Regions from separate parts of the Homo sapiens genome. Here region 2 is linked to region 1. The links are chromatin contacts, found by Hi-C or POLR2A ChIA-PET in ENCODE. All regions are on one chromosome and are shown on one strand. Each heading gives the region's core, a stretch centred on a gene start or an enhancer-like site at or near the end of the contact. The rest is flanking DNA. Distances are from core to core; before and after follow the strand shown.

Region 1 (4,011 bases), core at 1,099-3,598:
AAGAGACACATTTAGGATCATTCCAAAGTATACTCCCAAATAAGGATGGAAGAGCAACTTGGAAATCTTTCCCTGGAAAATTCTCTATTATAAAAAGCCCCAAATCATTTCTTATTGCAACATTATTTTATTTGGTTTCATGCAAATTGCCACTTGAGACATTCTGGGTGGAGTCTGTTGTATCAAACTGTTTTATCCCTGTTCAACCGATATTAAGACATAATCAGGTATTTGAATGCAACTTTTCCATCCTAAAACACCAGACTAGAGTAAAGCAGTTGTAACTAAGCTAACATTACTGTGTTCAGTTTCAGCCCATAAGACATGTAGAAAGCAGGGAGTTAAGGGCAATTCTGGCCACCTAATTACACACTGACTGGCCTTGTATATGAAGAATCAATGTACCCTATGACAGTTCTCTTGTTTTTGATTGGGGCTGACACTGACTTGCGACATGAATCTCCTCTTTTACAATTCTAATCACTGAAGGTTTTCCTACTCTAATCATTTCAGATCCCCATGTCTATGTAATATCAACTACTGGATTCTATCAATTCAACAGGCAAAAACAAAATCATGATGTAACAGTTTTGTGGCTAAACTGGTTGACAAATTTATCAAATAAGTCAGGTAGTCATAGCTTAGAATATTACCTGAAAATACTGCCTTGGAGGTGCTACAAGATCTAGTTGGTGTCAATATGACAGAAACAGTTTTGTTTAATAAAATCAGCTACTGTTGGCAGGAATATGACATATTTAATTAGCCTGTTGGTCAAAATCTGCCAAAAGTTTTATTTTCCATGCTCATCTCCCTATTTCGCTTTAAAGGCTTTTTAAAAAATGTTTAAAAGATATCATAATGAGGCAGCAGAAAAAATAACTTCTCATTCCCACAGGAAATTTACAATTTAATAGGAAAAATAAAAACACACTCATAAAACTATCTTGAATTTTTACGAGTGTGTTCCAGAGGCTAAGGATGTCAAAACCACATCCAGGGAATTCTCTTTGGTTCAAATATACTGCTGGACAGACAGGGCTAGAAGCAACGCAGAGATTAAGCAGCACTATAATTAAAGGAAGGGGAAAGGTTTGAAAGAGGCAAATTGGTATTATCAACTGAAAAAAATCTGCAAACAGCCCACAGGGAAATTTCTAAGTTTAAAGCGAAAATGTTGGTGTGGAAATTCCTGGTGTGAAAATTCTAGGCTAAATACAAAATAAAATAATTTTTTCCTTTTAAAATTCCATATGGAGCATATGAGATACTCCATATGGATTGCCGAAGGTCACATAGAACACTATTAAGGAATCTACTTACCACCTGCATTGGATAACGAAGTTTTTACTATACTTTTTATGCAGAAGAGGAAATTAAGTGATGAACCTGTAAGGAGGGGTTTAACATGCTGTAACTAATGTAATTTTCTAAATCAGGTTTTTAGCTCATGGCAGATATTGAGGCCCCTTCCAAAAATCAGGTTGTAAGATAAACTTAGTTCTTACCCTGGCACTTCTTCTTCTTACATTCTTTAATACTATCAGAAGAATCTCAGGGAACAGGCTGATAAATATTAGAAGAATTATAGCCAACCATGTGGATACAGAAGACAGCATTTGGGCAAATACAAAATACATTCTCTGTTGCTTGAGAAAAGGCCTGCAGTGGAAAGAAAATACATGATGGAAAAACAAATCAATTCCTGTCATATGAAATGGACATTTAATTAAAATGTCGTTTGTATTTAAAAAGAATCTTCCTTACATACATTAATAAAAATAATTTTCTCTAGAATATCCCAAAGTAATAAACAAATTTCATTTACCAAATGTTTGGAAAAAAAGGAATGATAATCAAAGGAGAAAAAAGATAAAATGCATTTGACTTGAAGACAATCAGGCAATCAATTCTAAAGCTGCCAACTGGCGACTATTTATGTGCATTAGAAAATGCTGGTGCTTAAAAGATATTCAAGAGAAATGGTTCATTTTTATCCTAACAAGCATTTTATTTCCTCAGCTGTTTTATTAAGATGGGGATGGATTTGTGTTCTGTATTCAGAAATTCAAAAGACATTTTTATAACTCTCTCCCAATAAAAACACTATGTAAATATAAAAAGGACAGTAGAAGCTTATCATCTCTCTCAAATGGAAGGAATCTACCATTGTCATCCACAAATATATATTAACAGTATGTGCCAAATAGGTTGACACAGAGTAGAATATTGCTAATTGGACATTAAGCCTTAGAATCCAGAAATCCAGCAGGAACCCCCATTCTGGAGTTAGATTTCATTCTGAGTCATCCACTTCATTGTAAAGTGGCCATTGAGAAGCACAGCCTGTTTCCCTTCCCTTCTGTCTGAGCTGAACCACAGAGAGCCTCAGTAGGTGAAGCTATTGTTCTTTGAAGGTGAGGGGGAAGAAGTGGTTGCTTAAAGACAGGATGCACATCAGACTGCCCTAGGATTAAAGAGCTCCAGGTAGATAACCATGGCTCCTGTTTATTAGATGACACATCATGCTTCCTGAAGATAATTTGGTTTCTCATTTAAAAATTAATGTCTATGCACCCTTATGTAACATGATAAAACTGAGTTTGTGGCTCTACTTTTATGAAAATTAGATTGTGGAATAAAAGTGAGAACAGGAAGGTAGAAAAATTTATGAGGCCTAGGCTACACAGGCTTTCTGGGAAAAGTCTGCCACATGGAAAAGACTTCTGCAGAACTCTACCTCACTCAAATTCTGAAGAACACCTTGAATAATGTTCTAGGCAGTTAACTGAGCCATAACAGGGGCCCAGATGACAAATGGCAGCTAGTCACAGAGTGTTCCTTGGCATCATACCTTCTGACTAATGCATCCAGTTGTTTTTTGTTTTTTTTTTTTAACCTCCATGTCATCTATGGAGTTTTGTAGTAGGGCAGTAAAAAATAAACACTATTATTTCTGGATGTGGTTTGGGGCTCGGAAGTCATCATTCTCACTACCCAACCCCAAAGACGGGTGTGACTCAATGCCTCAGGGTAAAACATGTCTAGAGACATCAGTTGTGACCACATTCAGCTGAAGTTTCACATTGTTTCTAGTCACATTTTACTGGTTGCTTTATAAGTTTATATTCATGCAGTGGCTCAACTCTACTTAATGATAATACTTCAGGCAATAAAATAAAAAATAGATTAACATTTCATTTTTAGTAGCACTAATGAATAAACAGGTGTGACAATACCATAATCATTTACTGGATTTATTTTCATCAATAAGGAATAGTCTGTAGAAAGGGTTGGAAATGAGTTCGCTGGAAACATTTTATTTTTGTAGAAATTTTGCATAATTAGTTCAGATGCTGATTACATAGATTCATAGAATTATGGTACTCTGGGCAGACATACAATTGTATATGGTATGTTCTTAATCAACTTTGAATTATTTGTTATATTATTAAAGAAAATAGAGACTTCTTCCAGCTTCATTGCTCTCAATTACCTATAGAGGTACCAAATATATGCTGTAATTATACTTTTTAAAGCTGGTACTTCCTTAAATGATTAGGTTTCTCATATTTTTATTTCTTAAGGTTTTTATTTTTAAAAAGCTTTTCAAAATAGAGTTTCTTCTAATTAAGACTCAAGGGACATAAACATAAGCCTCACATCTCTGTGATAAAATAGAATCATTTTGTATGTAAGATTTTGCTCAAAGCAATGAAAATATGTACTCCTGAAATCTTACACTATGGCTTGCTCTAGCCATGCTCTCTGCTGCTGGCATCCTTGTCAGGGGAAGCCATTCACTAAAAAAAACAACTCTGACATTTAAAAATAAAATATATGTTTTTGGGAGTAAAGAAAGGAGATGCAAATATATAACTCTCCCAATCACAGCTTATGTGTCCCTCACTGGACTCTATTCTCCTTGAGTACAGTCTAGTCATCTCTCTAACCCATAGAGTCTCAAGCACAAAACTGATTCTGAACAAACATCTATCTACTGAACCAAGA
Region 2 (4,011 bases), core at 467-2,966, 180 kb before region 1:
CCCAAAGGAAATGAACTTGTTACAGAAGCCGGGGTTCAAAACACCAAATAATGCACTTGTACCTAGTCCTTCCCGGGTGCTCTGCAGACATTTCTCCAAGCGTAGTCTGCAAACAACCTACATATGTAGAATTACCTATGCACATTTTTCATTTAACAACCAAGAGCTACATTTGTAGCAAAATCTGGGTTGTAACTTAGCCTACAGCTGAAGCCTAAGAGATTCCGTCTGTGAGAAGAAATAACCCACCTCTTTGGCCCCCCTCCCCAGGCAGGAAGCCAGGATGGTCCTTATATAAAGTTGTGCTGTCCAATAGGTAACCACTAGCCACATATGGCTATTTAAATTTAAATTAACTACAATTAAGAGAAATTAAAAATTCAATTCCTCAATTGCACCTGCCAAATTTTAAGCACATAACAACCACATGTGGCTAGTAACTACTGTATTGGAGAGTGCAAGCGGAGATAGAACACTCTATTACTGCAGAAATTTCTATTGGATAGCACTTATAATAGTTTAGTGTAACTTAAAACTCCCTAGTTGCCACAGTCATGATTTAGTAGTAATTTCATGGATTTCTCTACTGAGGTTAGAATCTCTGCCATTAGAGACTGATAAATTTAAAGTTTGCAATTATCAAACTGGTGACAATTTAAGCCAGAATCAGGTAAATGTCCTCAGTTTTAACAGCATTGGAATTTTCTGGGACTAGCTGTGTATCTATCCAGGATTCTTGAGAATGCCTGCCATTTTTCAACATAATGGATGTAAGGTATTACACATATACCTGGGGATGGGGTGGTAGGTATAATTGCACAAGCATTGTGGAGAATGGTATCAAAGAGTGGCAGAACATCACAATCAAGGTTTTCCCTTTCTTTTACCTTTGCTTTTTAAAAAGACAATATTTGCTGGACCTGATCTTATAACTCATAAATGGGACACTGTATGTTCCTTTTTACCTCCTCTGTTTCTACTTAATTGCACCCTATGAGGACTGCTTCCCTTACCTACCATAACCCCTTCCTTCACTCATCCATATCTTTACTCTTCTTCACAACTCTGTAATATTGACCTTCTTTATGAACCTTTCCTGGAACAATCCCTCTTAAGTGCAAGCACTGTTATTATGCCTTCAATGTATTTAATATCCATGTATCTATTCTCTCTAATTTTGTCATTTTGTGTTCTCATGTATTTTCATTCATTATGTGTCCAACTTCCATGGATAACATGGTTACAACAAAAGATCCTACTTTATGACAATTATCTTCCTTGGGTTTGTGGGACATAGAACAGTGCTCAGAGTAGGGGATCCAAGAACCCAGGAGAATATATTAGCTAAGAAGATAACTTCCGTTTTTAAAAGTCCAAGATTCAGGAGATCAAAACCATCCTGGCTAACATAGTGAAACCCCGTCTCTTCCAAAAATACAAAAAATTAGCCCGGCGTGGTGGCAGGCGCCTATAGTCCCAGCTACACGGGAGGCTGAGGCAGGAGAATGGCGTGAACCGGGGAGGCGGAGCTGGCAGTGAGCCGAGATCCCGCCACTGCACTCCAGCCTGGGCGACAGAGCGAGACTCCGTCTCAAAAAAAAAAAAAAAAAAAAAGTCCAAGATTAAAAAAAAAAAAAAAAAAGGATGTCTGCTTTGTGAGTTTAGCATTGTCTCCTTGTCATTCCAGAAATGAAATGGCAAATACATTTAAATCAGAACTAAAAAGGGGAACAGGGTATAAAGGCTCAATTTAGTCACATCATTTCCGTTTCTCACCCACCCCCTTTAAACCAGATGTTTGCCAATGCATTAACAATGCAGATGTTTCCTGAAAGAAAGTTTAGTAACTCAAGCAGACACCTTATTTTCTTTTCAAGCAGAAAAGACTATGAGATGGTGGTTGTGGTTGTTCCGGGAGGGAGAAGATATAAATGATACACATTATTTCAAATCATTTCATGACCTCACTGCACACTTATAGTTATTGTACCTGTTGTCTTTTTGCTGTCAAGCCTAGCTAAGATCATTTGGAATGTTCAAGATCACTCATACATGCATGTGCACACATACACATGCACATATGTTCACTCCCTATTTCATCCACATGAACTAAGATTACTGATGTGTACAGATTCAAAGCACTTTTATTCTTTTCCAAAGGCAAGAAGCTGAGCTACTTTCCAGAATAGTTGTGAAAGACCCTGTCATACTTCTGCATTGTTTCCTCCACACCACCTCCATCCAGTTCCTTATGAATGGTTACTGGTTTTCAAAAATATGAGATAAATTGAGTGTATAAAAGTCATTTTTAGACAAAATGAAACAGGAAATGAAAGAAACCAGAATCTCTCCTCATTTGTGGATGGGCCAGCTCCACCATGTCATGGTTAATCTGCAGGGAGGAAATACTAGATTTGATTGCAGATCAGACTGCAGCAAACCTGCTGTGACTAAGGCATCAAGAGAAAGCAAGCAACAGCTGGGGCTTCAGTGGTGAAAACATTATATATCTAGCTTTGAAATATGAAATACTGTTTAGCAGTGTCACCTAGAAAAGAGTGTTTCAAAATGCTGATGCTTCATAAGAACCTTTCTCTTCAGAGTTGTTTCTTTTATCTTTCAAATTAGCCAGGGTGGGAAATAAAGTGATCACTTGGTGAAGAAATCTCACAAAGAAGAACATAGAGAGTTCACTTTCATCTGGAGTAATGAACAGATTGAACAAACTAGAAATGGTTAGTCTGTTAAAGAAAAGGTGTAGGTGAGCTGTTTGCAAGAGCCACAAGGGAAAGGGGAAGACAACTTCTTTGTGGACTTAAGGGTGAAAGTTGCAAGCAGGCAAGACGATTCTGACCTCCATTAAGAAAGCCCTTTCCAACCAACAACCACTGGGTTGGTTACGCAGGTTGGGCAGCATTGGGAGCAAATGTTGATTGAACAAATGTTTGTCGGAATTGTTGACTTAAAGAGCTGTTCTGTCACTGGGGACAGCAGCGGCTAGATAGCCCCATTCAGGGAGAGGGCATTTGTTCACCTGGCCAGAGATCAGAGCAGGCTAAGGGACTGCTGGGATCCTGTCCAGCTTTGAGACCCTACAGAGCCATGTTCACCTAGCACGTATCCCGTCTGCGGTCACGCTCATTTCTTACCTTATTCCAGGGCTTTCACCTCAGCTTGCCAGGCTGGAGCCAAGGGCCAACGCAGCCGCGCCTTGTTCGCGATGGTAGCTTCCCAGGAGCCCCCTATGGTTCCGGAACGGCGCTGCCGGCCCCATCCTGTTTGCTACCTCCTAAAGCCAAAGGCACTGGCGGGCCGGGCCAGCTTCTAAAGTCGCGCAAGGTTAGAAGGTTCCGGACAGGAACGGCGTGAGGCCAATGGAAGGAGGTACTTCAGTTTCCCTCCAGATGCCCAGCGATGGGCTCAGAGCTCCTTGAGAACTCGGGAAAGGAAGCAGGGTCTCTGAAGAAATACTTCAGGAGTAGAAAGAGGAAGCTAGAGGGTTAAATGCACTACACAGGAACAGAAATGAGTTTTTCTTAGAGTTAGTATATGTCTAGAGGTGTAGTAAACTAAAACAAGTCTTGAATTGCATACCGCCACGTAGGGAAGAAATGAAAACCTTTGAATATTAGTGAAAAAAGGGAAACTGCAACGCCTGTATTACTAGATAGCTTTCATCAACAGCTCAAAACCGACAGATTTAAAGAAGCAACACCGCATTTTGGCTTTCTAAAGCTTTAATTTGGTTTGGATCCCATGCCCATGACCCTGCCAGCTGACAATTCTAAGCATGCGCAAACTGGCCCCAAAAATTCCTCCCACATTTCCGAAGAACTATTTGGCCCTTTATGTGAAGTACCTGGTTTTTCCATTTTCTGTTTTACCATAGGCCTCAGTTCGGTGTGTGGCGTATTTATTCTACATTTAACAATTTGAAGATCATTCTATTAGATTAAAAAAAAAGAATACAATGGAAGCCAAGTGATTAAGCTTTCCTTATGCTTATATTAA

The links. Hi-C counts contacts between places; a loop is a spot of excess contacts on that map. ChIA-PET counts read pairs that join two places held with the same protein, here RNA polymerase II (POLR2A). Pooled maps may share reads with other maps.
Region 2: a map with no recorded cell type shows a loop between it and region 1 (9-fold over the local background). The contact joins two enhancer-like sites. A Hi-C loop is called at or near these places in 4 of 37 single-sample maps with no recorded cell type and 3 of 50 pooled maps. POLR2A ChIA-PET finds 5 or more read pairs at or near these places in 2 of 52 experiments (K562 and activated CD4-positive, alpha-beta T cell).

Annotation. Positions count from the first base shown.
Region 1 is chrX:139,736,408-139,740,418 of GRCh38, forward strand. It overlaps ATP11C (ATPase phospholipid transporting 11C (ATP11C blood group)), which reads right to left. Exons shown (of 30, transcript NM_001353812.2): 28 at 1,509-1,662. Among named protein-coding and RNA genes, the nearest start is that of MCF2, 30 kb to the left of the region's middle. RefSeq lists a silencer at 2,203-2,497. Within about 2 kb of position 2,349, at least 2 of the 41 ENCODE cell types and tissues checked have a DNase peak (open chromatin) inside an H3K27ac peak, as active enhancers do.
Region 2 is chrX:139,552,220-139,556,230 of GRCh38, forward strand. All of the region lies in intron 6 of F9 (coagulation factor IX), which reads left to right. Among named protein-coding and RNA genes, the nearest start is that of F9, 23 kb to the left of the region's middle. Within about 2 kb of position 1,717, at least 3 of the 41 ENCODE cell types and tissues checked have a DNase peak (open chromatin) inside an H3K27ac peak, as active enhancers do.